Linked DNA regions of Homo sapiens: all the other regions are linked to region 1. A link is a contact called in ENCODE Hi-C or POLR2A ChIA-PET data. All regions are on one chromosome and are shown on one strand. The core of a region is the stretch at or near the end of the contact, and the rest is flanking DNA. Distances in the headings are between cores, read along the strand shown.

Region 1 (4,745 bases), core at 1,531-4,030:
CTATTTTTGAAGGACTTGTGTTACTCAGTTTCTACAGGAATTACAAGATAAGAAAAAAAAAATCATATTTAGTCTTATGCGTGCCTACTGGCTAATGTTCACATATGCCAAACACTACTCAATAACATAAAATAATGTATGAACTTATTCTCTGGAAATGAGTGATGCCCTCTGCTCTAAGTAGACCATTTATATTAAATATCATAAATGTATAAAGGACATTCATATTCTTATAGTGGGAATACTTGCCTTTTTTGTTGATTTTATAGCATCCATTGTATTTTGGTGAGTGAAATAATAAGAATTTTTTAGTTTAGTGTTGTTTATTATAAAAGCTACAGCTACTGGTAGAAGCTACTTATGTGAATATTTAGTCACTCCAGTTACTTACAGGAAATAATACTACCACTTCAATGCCTTCCCAGAAGACCACAGAATCTCCACATCAGCTTTGTCTTTGGAAGCATGGTGATTTTTTTGGTAGAAGTTTTATCTTTAAATGATATGTAGCTTAGCCAAAATTTTAAAACAAATAGCATTGATTCACCAGAAGATTTCTAGAAGGTGGGATAAAGTCACCCTGGACGAATGTTTGTCATATTGAATTAGCATGACTTTGAGATATAATTATGTTTGTTTTTCCCTCCCACTGTCCACTTACATTTATTCAGTGGGCAGTTCTTCCCCTTCTTCAGATGTAAATTCAGATAGAGTCATGACTTTTCTGTTCACTCTTAGGTTTTAAAGTCCTACTGTGTAGTCCCTTAAGGTCATAAAACAGTGTCATTTTAGTAAGTAATATATCCAGTCAAAATTGCAAGCTTGATTTACAGTTGATGCTTCTTCCCTCACTCACCTCTGGCCTATTGCAAGTAGGAAGCTGGTTTCTGGGGAAAGGGAGACCATGGGCTTCTCTTCTTTTTCCACCTAGGTTTCCTTCAATGTTCTCCCCCTGCCCCAACCTACCATGTCTGGGTTGTAGCAAAGAAGAGAGTTAAGGGGAGCAGGAAAGTTGTTACCTGACTGTCATTGCTGTGGTGGTAGAGGATCAGCCCTATGTGACCCTGACAGACTAAAGTTGATTCTTGTGGGCATTCTTGTGGGTTCCTTTGTCAACCTCATCACGCTACTCACCTGAGGTTCCTCTGGCAAGGCAAATGTGTACTCCTTTTTCAGCCTCTAGGAATTTGGTGACTCTTTGAGGTTCTCAGTGCTGAAGTTCATTGCCTTCCTCCCAGGCCTGTTGGGCAGGACCTAAGCTGTCTCATGGTGGTCCACATCTGCTCCATGGGAAACACCTGCACGTTCTTTGTGCTGGCAAATTCTGTGTATGCAAGCTGATCCCTCTGCAGCCATTATTCTCCGCCTCCCACCTCCACCCCAAGCTGCCTCGGCTAGCCTCTCTCGGTTCAGATTTCTCATGCATGAATCAGACATTAGTCCACGGGGACCCTCAAACTACGTATACTGCCAATGGGAGTCTAAATTGGTACCTTGATGCAATCAACCCAGAGAGCAATTTGGTAATAGCTAACAAAGTTGCAGATTTCGCAGCAAATTCACTTTTGGGAATCTGCTTGGTGAATCCATTGCACATGATGTTCATTGCTGCTCTGTAAGGCCGTTAAAGTAGAAATAACCTCTCTCACTAAGGAATGTAAAAACAAATATGGGTCAGTCATACAATGAGCAGTGAAAATTATCTAGCGATTGACCAAATGGATAAATCTTGAGAGTATAATTTTGAGAGAGGAGAAAGGTGCACAATGAGAGGTACAACTATGATTCCATTCCATGATATGTCTAAACATGCAAAAGAAAATATTATTTATGGGTATGCATATAAGGACATGCATGGACATGATATACAACATTCTCAGCACAGTGATTGCCACTGGGGAGGGAGACAGAATGAGATGGAGGAGGTACGCAGGGGCTTCTGCCTATATGTATTGTTCTATTTAAAAAAGAATGAATCATTGATTACACCTCAATAAAGCTGGGAGGAAAAAAGAATGAAAGCAAGTCTGATAAAATTTCAAGCTAGTGGTCGGTCCACAGGAATCTGTATTACTCTATTTGAAATATTTTCATTATTTTACTTAAAAAGTAACAGAAGGGAGTCAGGGAATGAACGCTGGCTGTCCGGAGTCCATCACAAGAGCTGCTACTACTCCAAGCAGACACTAGTAAATTTTGCTAGGGCCTCCTGAAGGCACTTTTGAGTCCAGACAGTCATGGTGCCAGACCCTATTCGGACATCCCACTGGCACTTGAGAGGAAAGGAAAGGAGTGCCGGGAACGTTCCCATAACTTAACGGGTTCCATTCACGTCTACAGCAGGGGAGGGCTCATGTTAAGGAAGCCCAGGAATCCAGCATATCGCCTCATCCTAGGGCCCCCTCTCACAGGAGGCCACGCCCAAGCAAGCAGAGCGTGGCCCCAGCAAGCGCCGAGCTCCCGCAAGGAGACCAAATAGCTTCGGGGTTTTGCCACTAGCTTAGCACAGGCCCATAAGCACCGGGGACTCAAGGCACCTTTGTAGAAACAATGAGTGACTGGAGTCCCAGGTCTTGCCACTACAGAGGCGCGTATGAACCACGGTTTAACACTACGTCTACGCCGAAGTTCGGGTTAGTCAGAGGCCACGCCCACCGCAGGCCCGAAAACACCAGCCTGCACTGGCGCGCCGGATTGTGCGCAGGCTCCACCTGCCACGCACGCACGCCTTGCCCCGCCCCTTCCGGAGGCTCGCCGTACGCATGCGCCCTCCGTCCCGCGCTTTGTTGCGAAAGCGAGGGGGCGAGGTGCTGCGGTGCTAGAGCGCGGCGCGACCGGACGCTGCGGGCGGGGAAGAGGATGGAGACTGTGGCGTCCGCTGCAACGGTTGGGGCTGCGCGTGAGAAGGTGGCGGTGTAGGCACCTGCGCTCGGGGAAGGCTGGCGGCGGCGGCCGAGCCATGGCGGGAGACCCCCTTCTCTGGGCTCCCTGAAGTCTCGGGGAGCCGTGACCCATGGGATCGTTGAGCAGCCGGGTGCTGCGCCAGCCAAGACCAGCCCTTGCCCAGCAGGCGCAGGGTGCCAGGGCGGGGGGCTCGGCCCGGAGGCCGGACACTGGAGACGATGCGGCGGGCCACGGATTCTGTTACTGTGCGGGCAGCCACAAGCGCAAGCGGAGCAGCGGGTCCTTCTGCTACTGTCACCCTGACTCGGAGACGGACGAGGATGAGGAGGAGGGGGACGAGCAGCAGCGGCTCCTCAACACCCCTCGAAGGTACGTGGGGGCACGCACCCGCGCGGACCCGGACCCGCACCTGTTGGGCCTGGGGCCGAGCCGGCGCCTCGTGCGCTTGCGGGGTGCAGCGCTCCCCAGCCTATGGAGAGGGGACGTGCCCTTGACAGGGTGAATGTGGAAGCCGGCCCGATGCGGGGCGGACTGGGGAGCGCCTTGGGAGACGCCAGGTGTTCCGCATTTTCAACCACAGACGCTTCCAGGGTGTTGTTACAGCCCCAAGATGAGGATGAGAAACGCCAAGCCCGAGCTCGCGTCTCGTTAAACCTTAGAGACGCCCGGCTGGCTGGCCTTCCCAGTCCACCTTTGCCCTCTCAAGTGGGTAGCCGCAGAGTAAGTTGTTTTGCATCCGGTTGCCTTAGTACAGACACTAAATGTAATCTCTGAAATAGGCACTCTTATTGTCGCCCACTCAGTGGAGGGTAAGTAATTGCACACAGGAGTTCTTGTTAATTGTAAAGGTGAAGTTTATCAATAGTGTACATTTGTTCCTAACTAGGAACAGAGTCTGTGCAAGTTTCTAGTAGTTGATGAAGTCGTTGACCGTGGATGTACTGTATGTAGGGCGGTGCTGCTGCAGCTTGTTTAACCCCTTTTTTTTTTTTTTTTGGATGAGTTGAAAGATGGAATATTGACTTGTGACCTGGAATGTAGTTTATAGGTAGAATATATGCTTACACAAACAATTTGGTTTTTCTGCTTTTGTTTTTAAAGGTTATTTGGTAGGGTCACACATGAAATTTTTTAAATGATTTCTTTTTCTTTTTGAGACAGAGCCTTGCTCTGTCACTCAGGCCGGAGTGCAGTGGTGCGATCTCAACTCACTGCAACCTCCACCTCCTGGTTCAAGCGATTCTTGTGCCTCAGCCTCCCGAGTAGCTGGGACTACCGGCGCGCACCACCACGCCTGGCTAATGTTTTCTGTTTTTAGTAGAGACAGGTTTCATCGTGTTGGCCAGGCTTGTCTCAAATTCCCGACCTCAGGTGATCTGCTGGCCTCAGCCTCCCAAAGTGCTGGAATTATAGGCGTGAGCCACTGCGCACCCGGCCTAAAATTAAACTTTAAAAGCAGATTCAAAAAGGTTTTGCTATACAAGTGTTATATATTGTAAAAAAGGAATCATAGATTAAAAACTTAATAGTTTGGTTTATAAAACCTTTTGTACCTTTTTTTGTATGAATATTTGTATTTATTATACAAAAATGTACCCCTACTGTGAATACTATTCAGTAACTTTTTTAATTGTTTGTTTGATTTTTGGAGCTTTTTTCTAAAGGAGTCTCACTATATTGCCCAGGCTGGTCTCAAACGCCTGGGTTGAAGCGATCCTCCCACCTAAGCCTCCCAAAGGGCTGAGATTACAGGTGTGAGCCACCATGCCTGACCCTGTAACCTTTTTGAAGCGTCAGTGTAGCATAGTTTTTTTTTCCTTTGGAAAAATTTTTCTCTATTT
Region 2 (4,605 bases), core at 1,699-4,198, 1.2 Mb after region 1:
ATCATGCTGGTGGGGAAGCGCTCAAAGACGTAGAGGCCAATCAGTACAGCGGTGGAGAACTGAAACAACCAGAGGCAGACAGTGCAGGGCGCTTCTTCCAGGCAACGTTCCTGGACTCACCAACCCCCAGCCCGCTCTGGGCAGCACTAGGTTCATGCTTCAATCTCCTCATTTCACAGGTCTGGCCTCCCCAGCTAGGTTCTCTGCTCCCAAAAGGCAACATTTTTTTTTTTTTTTTTGAGACGGAGTCTCACTCTGTCATCCAGGCTGGAGTGCAGTGGCGCGATCTCCTGGATTCAAGCAATTCTCTTGCCTCAGCCTCCTGAGTAGTTGGGACTACAGGCATGCACAACCACGCCCAGCTAATTTTTGTGTCTTTAGTAGAGACAGGGTTTTGCCATGTTGGCCAGGCTGGTCTCAAACTTCTGATGGCCTCCCAAAGTGCTGGGATTACAGGTGTGAGCCACCGCACCCAGCCCATTTCTCAAACTTTTTGACAGCAACCCACAGTAAGAAAAACATCTGCCAGGCGAGGTGGCTCACGCCTGGAATCCCAACACTTTGGGAGGCCAAGGCAGGCAGATCACCTGAGGTTGGGAGTTTGTGACCAGCCTGACCAACATGGAGAAACCCCATCTCTACTAAAAATACAAAATTAGCCAGGCATGGTGGCACATGCCTATAATCCCAGCTACTCGGGAGGCTGAGGCAGGAGAATCGCTTGAACCCAGGAGGCAGAGGTTGCGGTGAGCTGAGATTGTGCCACTGCACTCCAGCCTGGGTAATAAGAGCGAAACTCCATCTCAAAAAAAAAAAAAGAAAAAGAAAAACATTTTACACTGTGACCCCAACACATATATACATATATATGATTCAAAGCTCAAATTTCAATTCTATTTATGTTCCTTTTTTTAAAAAATGCTGATTGTGACCTACTATACAGCCAAATAATGAATCATGCCTACAGTTTGAAAAACACTACTGATAAGTACCTACAGTTGTCAGTGCTTAGCAAATGACAGTTGGCTGAATGAAGGGCTAATTACTGTGCCAACACCCACAAGCTGGGCCTCTGGACCAGAGCTGAGGGCTATAGTCTTGCCTCCACTGTGAACTCCCAACCTCAGCCATGCCCAGAGTGCACATGGCTGCTGACACCAGGCGACTTGAGGGGCTGTGGACGCTTTCTCTCCAATGGCACCCCTACCCCCAGCCTTTCCTGCAGCTGAAGGAAGTCTGTCCACCAGCAGTCACCCCTATGGCTTTGATATCAGTGGCAAGGACTGTGTCTTCAGTAAGAGAAGCCTCCCATGAGACCAGGGAAGGGCGAGGGCAGCGAAGCTGTGCCGATCTTAGGACAAATCACTTGATCCGATTAGAAAGATGGCAATGAACATATATGCAAAACTGTCTTATGGCTCCTCTAAGTTTTAAATGCTGTGAGCAGAGCAAAGGGCTAAAGACAGCGGGAGAGAGCTAAGCAAAGTCAAATCTACGGTCTTGTCAACAGAGAAGTACACTTCGCTGTCACCTTAAGGACTAGAGCACAAGGCCTGCAGTGAAACAATGCCACTTGGGGAAGGCGGCCAGGGAAGATCTGGGCCCAGGAGTGCAGACCCAAAAGACAGCGTTCAGGGCAAGGAGGTAAGAGTGTATGCTCAGGAAACAGCAGAGACACAGGCCTCATCATCCATGCCAAACTCTCCCCACTTCCTGCTTTTGAGGCAGGGCAAAAGAGTGAGGAGGACTCCTGGAGAAAGATGCCACTTACCCAGATCATGTATTTTATGATCCTGCTGGTGGCCACTGTGTATTCTTCTATCAGTTCTGCCAGGTAATAGAGTCCAGCCGCTGCAGGGTGGGAGGCAGGGAGACTATCAGCCAGGGTCACTCCCACCATCCTGGTCACCCCTCTCTCTGCAGCCCAGTCCCCATCCACCCTTCATGGACCCCAGAAGGTCAAGAACAAACCAAACATCCCATGTGTTGCCCTTCCAAGTCTGGAGAAGTAAAACTTTCTTAGGGCAACTAAGGACAAATCTCATAAAAATCAACGAAAGTCTGCATTTGATGCCACAGTACAATGATAACCTCTGGCTCAGAAAACGGAATTTCACGTATTCAATAAACACCTGCTGGGCACTTGGCATGAGCCAGGTCCCTGGGCTGAGAATACAGCTGAAAAAGACAGACAAGGGTCCTTCCCTGACCCAGCTTGGGAAAGGGAAGGGGAACAGTAGGGAGAGACAGACGAGTTTAGTGTGAGAAATGCTACTTTAGGGAAAGGACAGGGCACTGCTGGACCATCAACCCCTGTGGACTTCCCGGAAAAGATGACATCTCAACTGAGGCCGAATGGGAACCAGCCAGAGGAGAAGTGTCAAAGGTGGAGAGAGCAGGGAGCATGAAGGGCCAGAGGCGCAAAGGCGGCGGTAGGCGTTGGGGAAAAGTTCCGCGCGGCAGGCCCGCGAAGAGTGGGAGCCGCAGCGGTTAGCGGTCCGCAGACGCGGGGGCGGCACTCGAGTCACCCTTTCTCGGGCAGTGCCGGAGCGGACTCTGTGACACCTGGAAGGAGCCACGGTCAGGCCGGGCTGCCAGGCTCGACAGGAGGGGCAGGATCAGGCGGGAAGGGGTTGGGGCGGCGAAGGCCGGGAGCGCCGGGCAGTGGTCCCCCGAGTGGCTCCGAAACCCCCGCGATGCGACCCCCAACGAGCACCGATGCCGGGGCGGGAGCCCGCGCGGGCCGGGGTCGTGCAGTCTCACCGACAGCCAGCGTGATGAAGGCCACCTGGATGAAGAGCGACAGCCAGCTCAGCAGGTACATGAACCACATGGCGCCCCCACCCGCCCGCTCCCCGGCCACCGGGACGGGCCTGCGCGCTTCGGCTCCGGCGACACACAGCCGCCACCGCCGCCGCCGCCGCCGCGTCCCCGCCCCGCGGACGACAGGACGACGGTGCGCCGCCGCCGAGAGGAGCCCGGCCCTAGCGCTGCCCGGGGCCAGGCTCGCGCTAGCGCCGCCCGCCGGAGAGGAGGGCCAACCGCCGCTGCCCCGCCAGGATCCCCCGCTCCACTGAGGGGAATGAATGCAGACCGCTGCAGCCAGAGGGAGGCGGGACGGTGCCCAGGGGCGGAGACGACCAAGCGCCCATACTGGGGCTCGGAGTGCAGCCTCCAGTCCCTCCCTGTGCACTCCCGTACCAGCCTGGAGGTGGTCCAGGGCCGGACAGGGCCGCCCGACCGCGCCCCAGCAACCTCCCCAGAACCTGCCTCCCGGCAGGTTGCGGACAAGTCTGTCTCTTGCTATCGCAGGTGATAGGGACAAAATTATTGAATTCCTAATATGTGCCACGCTCTGTGATAAAGGCGAGGTGTGTTCTTGTCGGAAATTTGAGCAGATAATGTAAATCATTTTATAGACGGGGAAGCCGGGGCCAAAGGAAGTTGCCCTGGGTCATGCACCTAGGAAGCGGCACAATCAGGAGTTGGGGTGATTTTAATCGGTCATCCTCCGGCCTAATTCCCCTCTAGGCTGTTCTTTTGGGGTACATTCTGCACCTTTGTATCGCCTGCACCTCACCCCTTGCCGGGCACGCAGGGCGTCCGCTAGGCGCTGGATGCATTTACTACACCTCTGGGAGGGTTCCTGAGGGGCACCTGGAACCGGTTAGTCCTTGTCAACAAGTCTCCCATCTAGTGGCGGAGACAGGCATGCAAAATAAAGTATGTAGAACAAGAGTCTAGTAGGCTTATTTCAGAATCATATTTTTCCTGCATAAAAATACGTATTCCTAAAAAAAACAATTACCGTATGATTTAGCAATTCTACTTCTGGGTATATACCCAAAAGAACTGAGAAAGCAGAGACATTTGTATACCAATATTCATAGCATTATTCACAATGGTCAGAAGAGGGAAGCAACCCAAATGTCCATCGGTTGACGAAAAGATAGACATAAAGTGCTATAAACATACAATGGAATATTATCTAGCCTTAAAATGAAGTGAAATTCTGACACATGCTACAACATCAATGAACCTTGAAGGCATGATGCTAAGTGAAATAAGCCAAATAGGGAAGGACACACATTGTATGATTCCCCTCATATGAGGTACCCAGAGTAGTCAAAATCATGGGCAGAAAGTTAAATGGTGCTTGCCAGGGTCTGGGGGACAAAGAATGGGGAGTTACTTTTTAATGGATACAGGGTTTCAGTTTGGGAAGATGGATGGTGCTGATGGCATCACAACAGTGTGAATGTGCTTAATGTCACTGAATTGTATACAGTGTTACAGAATTGTAAAATGGTTAAAACGGTCAATTTTATGTTATGCATAGCTTCCCCCTCCCCCCAACAAAATACATAAGATTACAAAGCCCATCCTGGCTAACACGGTGAAACCCAGTCTCTACTAAAAATACAAAAAATTAGCCGGGCTTGGTGGCGGGCGCCTGTAGTCCCAGCTACTCAAGAAACTGAGGCAGGAGAAGAGCGTGAACCCGGGAGGCAGAAGTTGCAGTGAGCCGAGATTGCGCCACTGCACTCCAGCCTGGGCGACAGAGCGAGACTCCGTCTCAAGAAAAAAAAAAAAAAAAAGATTACA
Region 3 (4,484 bases), core at 193-2,692, 1.3 Mb after region 1:
ATGTATATGACCTGTTGGAAGTCATACTTTTTCCCAAACTGTCAATCATTAAAGTGTGCAGTTCTAAAAATAGACATAAAAATGCCTTTTCCCAAATATTCATTTATTTATAGTTTTACGTTCCTATCTTGTGTATCACCTAAGAGGAAGGTATGCCTTACGGTTAAGAATGTGGGCTCTGGTGCTAGAAGGATTTATCACGAATGTCCCGGAGTAACTCTGGGGCATTACCACTTGGCACCTTCTTCCTAATAGGGAATCTCAGATTAAGGGAAATACTTGCCCTCTCATAAAAGGAGGAAGAGAAAAAAAAAAAGGATAAAAAGAGGAGAAAGTGAGTCAGAAAACGTGACAATTATTACAGTTATTTCTGTCATAACTGATTCTATGTACATATTTTAAAAAAAATGAAGGGGGAGAGAACTCAAGAAAGTTTCCAAATCCACATGCTTTTATCTGTGTACGCGATAAATATATTAGTGCACGTGGAAAAACCACTCCTTTTGTATTCTTTACACCACTGACCTTTGAGTGTTCCCAACAGAAAGCTGGTCACGCTTGGAGTTCGGCCGACTAGTAGTTGTTGTTTTTACGGAACGTGCTCTCCTTTCTGGTTTCTCCCCAGTCTCTTTATTGGTGCGCGGTAAAATAACTTACCGATCCGCTTCTATTTACTTCTGTCCCTGCCCTGCCTGACCTGCCGGGCAAGTTCCCTCGACTCTCCCGCCCACATACTGGAAGGTGCAGAGCCCAAGGCGCACAGCTCTCGGATGGAAATGGGACTCATGCACAAGGCAATCCCCGCTACTAAGCGGTGGCGCTTCTGGAAGGCACCCTCTGCCTAAGTGACAGCAGCTGCTGTGGAACGCGCCCCCGGGGGAGGACATTAGATCAAGGTGCTTTGGCCACGCCGAGGCCTCCTCCGCCCCCGACCGCCGTTCCCACGCTCCCTGTCCCATGGCGAAGGTCGCCGGTGCCCGGTATTCACCTACGGCATTCGCGGCTGCAGCCTTCAGCACCCGCGCCATTTTGGAAAGCAACCCGCCACGTCAAGACTAGCCACGGAGGTTGAGAGACGCGCGGCAGAGGGCGGGGCGGGAGGCAGAGGGGGCGGGGACAGAAAGGTCAGGGGCGTGGCGAAGGTCGCTGCTTTCCTGCTACAACGGGCCTACTTTAGCTAAAACAGAAACGTAAGGCCAGGACGGGTCACCCTTTGTGGGCCCCTGAAAAATACAAAACGAAGTTTGGAGAGAGTTGAAAGGCGTTTGGGCTGACCATGGAGATTTTTGTTTCCCACCCTCCTGCGAAAGCGCTCGCGCTGCCATTGGCTCTGGCTGAGGGCGAGTCCGGAACCTGTGCGCCGCGGAACTTTCGGCTCTGAAATCCAAGTTGCGCTGGGCGCATCTTTGCCGCGCGGTTTCCGGGCGGCTCCCTTCCCTTGCATGCTGCATTGTGTCGGGAGTTGCTGACAGCCATGGCGCCGCAGGTCTGGCGTCGACGGACCCTGGAGCGGTGTCTGACGGAAGTCGGCAAAGCCACGGGTCGGCCCGAGTGCTTCCTCACGTAAGTGCGCAGATCCCGGGCTCGGGGTGCGACCGGGGTCTCACGTGGACGCGGGTTGCAGGCCTCCGGCAAATTGTGGAGCTGGGGGAAGGTAAGGGGAAACGTAAAATCGCTTTTCCCCAAATTTCAGAGTTTATGCTTTCCTAGGCTATCAAAATTTTAAAAACTGTTAAAATTTGTATAGATGGATCTCTCAGTTGAGTGTTACTGAAATCACTCTAACCTCAATTGTTAACACCTAGAAGCTTCCCTTGGGCTTCTTACGCCCCCATCCCTCTACACACAGACTGTTGGTTTCTCCTTCCTCCTATGTGCTCTCAAAGCACTTAGCGCTTAGCATACTTTATTGAAAGTACGAACTTGTCACTTGTCTGTCCACCCCCCATGACTAAGCTTCTTCAGAAATAGAACTTCCATGTCTCTTCCCAACACAAGCGTTTTATATGTATTTTGTTGAAGAATTTAAAATGTGATCTATGAAATTATTACTCATTTATGTTTCAAACCCCAACCTTTCCCTGAGTTCCCAGCTCACAGCAACTACAGACTGAGCTTAGTTTGAATTCCGTAGCACACAACTGGGATATCCACACTGTACAACTTTTAACGATTTTTAAAATTTTGGTACTGTCAAGCATCTCAAATTCACTGCGTCCAAAATAGAGCTGTTGTGTCTGTTTAATAGAATTGTTGTTTCTACCCACCTATACTCTGCCATCCCCTGAAGTCCTTTTCCCATGCTACACCTGTCAAGCGCGTCTGTGTGAAGAGACCACTAAAACAGGCTTTGTGTGAGCCACAAGGCTGTTTATTCACTTGGGTGCAAGTGGGCTGAGTCCGAAAAGAGAGTCAACTAATGGTGATGGGGAAGGGGTTGCTTTATAGGAGTTGGGTAGGTAATGGAAAATTACAGTAAAAGGTGGTTATCTATTAGCAGAGGAGGACGGGGTCACAAGGTACATGGTGGGGAGATCATAAGACTTATTGTCCAGAAGAAGAATGTCACAAGGTCGATTGATCAGTTAAGGTAGGGCAGGGACAAGTCACAATGGAGGAATGTTGTAATGTTGATTAATCAATTAAGGCAGGAACTGGCTGTTTTATTTCTTTTGTGGTTTTTCGGCTGCCCCAGACTTCTTGGCTCCTGCAGGCCATCTGGACATATATGTGCAGGTCACAGGGGTTACAATGGCTGAGCTTCAGCTCAGAGGCCTGACACCACCACCCAAGCCTTCCCTATCTCAGTAAATGGCACTTCTGTCTTTTCAGGTACTCAAACATAAAACTAGGCTGCTACTTTAATGTCTTCATTTTTCTCTATTCTATATCTAATTCTTTAGCAATCCTGTCAGTTCTACCTCCAAACTATACTCAGCATATTCACTGCTCTAACTCCAGTCTAAATCACCATTATCCTTTCGCTGGAATGCTGCATCAACCTTCTAATCACTGTACTTTCCTCCTCCTCCCTCGTCCCTTTCTCCTTCCTTCGTGTAAATCATCATTTCATCCCTCTGCTTAAAATGTTTTCTCTTTACACTTTAAATGACAAATTCTTACTCCTGAACCATGCATAATTTGGCTCCCATCAGTCTCTCCAGCTTCACCCTCTGCCTCCTTCACACTCTAGCCATGGTCACCTGTTTGTTTCCTCAAGCTCACCTCTAGAGGATTTGCATCTTAGAGGATTTCTTCTGCCTGGAATACATGTTTCCCAACCTTTATAAGACTATCTCCTTATCTGTAGGTTTCCTCTCAGATGTGACATCTAAGAGAGGTTTTCCTTGACCACTGTAGCCAAAGCAAATGTTGATCATTGAATGAATAAGTGAACAAATGAATGGAGTGGTATATAATGTAGCAGAATTGATAATTTAAGGTTAATTCACTATATATCTCCAAGCAAATAGATTTATAATGGTTTTCCTGCCTAAAATCTATACAGCCGATTCACAGATACTTGGTTGACAGGTTTTATATATCAGTGTAGCTCATCAGCTTATATGTTGTTGGGGGCCAGAATCTATACTTATACTTCATTCAAATTTTATTTTACAAAAGAGTTGGGTTTTTTTTATTTTTATTAAGAGTGCTGTGAAATTATTACCTGTAATTCTAAATCTCACTTAATTCCTCCCAATAGGATTCAAGAGGGATTGGCATCAAAGTTCACTTCTTTAACAAAAGTGCTTTATGACTTTAATAAAATATTAGAGAATGGTAGGATCCATGGAAGCCCCTTGCAAAAACTTGTGATAGAAAATTTTGATGATGAGCAGATTTGGCAACAACTGGAATTGCAAAATGAACCAATTTTACAATACTTTCAGAATGCAGTTAGTGAAACAATTAATGATGAAGATATCAGTCTTCTCCCAGAGAGTGAAGAACAGGAACGTGAAGAGGATGGTTCAGAGATAGAGGCTGATGACAAGGAGGACCTAGAAGATTTAGAGGAGGAGGAAGTGTCCGACATGGGTAATGATGATCCTGAAATGGGTGAGAGAGCTGAAAACTCAAGCAAATCTGATCTGAGGAAAAGCCCCGTTTTCAGTGATGAGGATTCTGACCTTGACTTTGATATCAGCAAATTGGAACAGCAGAGCAAGGTGCAAAACAAAGGACAGGGAAAACCAAGAGAAAAGTCCATAGTAGATGATAAATTCTTCAAACTCTCTGAAATGGAGGCCTATTTAGAAAACATAGAAAAAGAAGAGGAACGAAAAGATGATAATGATGAGGAGGAGGAAGATATTGATTTTTTTGAAGATATTGATTCTGATGAAGATGAAGGGGGACTGTTTGGAAGTAAAAAACTTAAGGTAAAGTTTTGAGAGAAGAGAGAGCACTTTCCTCCTCAAATTAGCTTTTCTTCTGTTTTTCTAGGAGAGATTTAATTGTAGTTAGAAGATTTAGTGATA

The links. A loop is a pair of places that touch in the nucleus more often than their neighbours do. ChIA-PET counts read pairs that join two places held with the same protein, here RNA polymerase II (POLR2A). Pooled maps may share reads with other maps.
Region 2: a loop to region 1 is called in a map of naive thymus-derived CD4-positive, alpha-beta T cell, with 4 times the contacts of the local background. The contact joins the promoter of TEX261 here to the promoter of GMCL1 in region 1. A Hi-C loop is called at or near these places in 1 of 168 maps with a recorded cell type or tissue (naive thymus-derived CD4-positive, alpha-beta T cell) and 5 of 50 pooled maps. POLR2A ChIA-PET finds 5 or more read pairs at or near these places in 1 of 52 experiments (naive thymus-derived CD4-positive, alpha-beta T cell).
Region 3: a loop to region 1 is called in a pooled map, with 18 times the contacts of the local background. The contact joins the promoter of MPHOSPH10 here to the promoter of GMCL1 in region 1. A Hi-C loop is called at or near these places in 7 of 50 pooled maps.

What each region holds. Positions count from the first base shown.
Region 1 is chr2:69,826,880-69,831,624 of GRCh38, forward strand. It overlaps GMCL1 (germ cell-less 1, spermatogenesis associated), which reads left to right and starts at 2,781. Exons shown (of 14, transcript NM_178439.5): 1 at 2,781-3,273. The coding sequence starts at 3,014. It overlaps LOC124906021 (a long non-coding RNA gene), which reads right to left and starts at 2,652. Exons shown (of 2, transcript XR_007086846.1): 1 at 1,135-2,652. ANXA4 (annexin A4) reads left to right here. Exons shown (of 13, transcript NM_001153.5): 13 at 1-233. RefSeq lists enhancers at 1,817-2,738, 2,133-2,222, 2,739-3,659 and silencers at 2,633-2,862, 3,243-3,322, 3,270-3,445.
Region 2 is chr2:70,991,925-70,996,529 of GRCh38, forward strand. It overlaps TEX261 (testis expressed 261), which reads right to left and starts at 2,949. Exons shown (of 6, transcript NM_144582.3): 1 at 2,764-2,949; 2 at 1,772-1,851; 3 at 1-59. The coding sequence starts at 2,833. RefSeq lists silencers at 2,521-2,610, 2,641-3,170 and an enhancer at 3,711-3,760.
Region 3 is chr2:71,129,192-71,133,675 of GRCh38, forward strand. It overlaps MPHOSPH10 (M-phase phosphoprotein 10), which reads left to right and starts at 1,443. Exons shown (of 11, transcript NM_005791.3): 1 at 1,443-1,563; 2 at 3,707-4,385. The coding sequence starts at 1,475. It overlaps MCEE (methylmalonyl-CoA epimerase), which reads right to left and starts at 1,038. Exons shown (of 3, transcript NM_032601.4): 1 at 989-1,038. The coding sequence starts at 1,028. RefSeq lists enhancers at 261-1,119, 1,441-1,490, 1,591-1,640.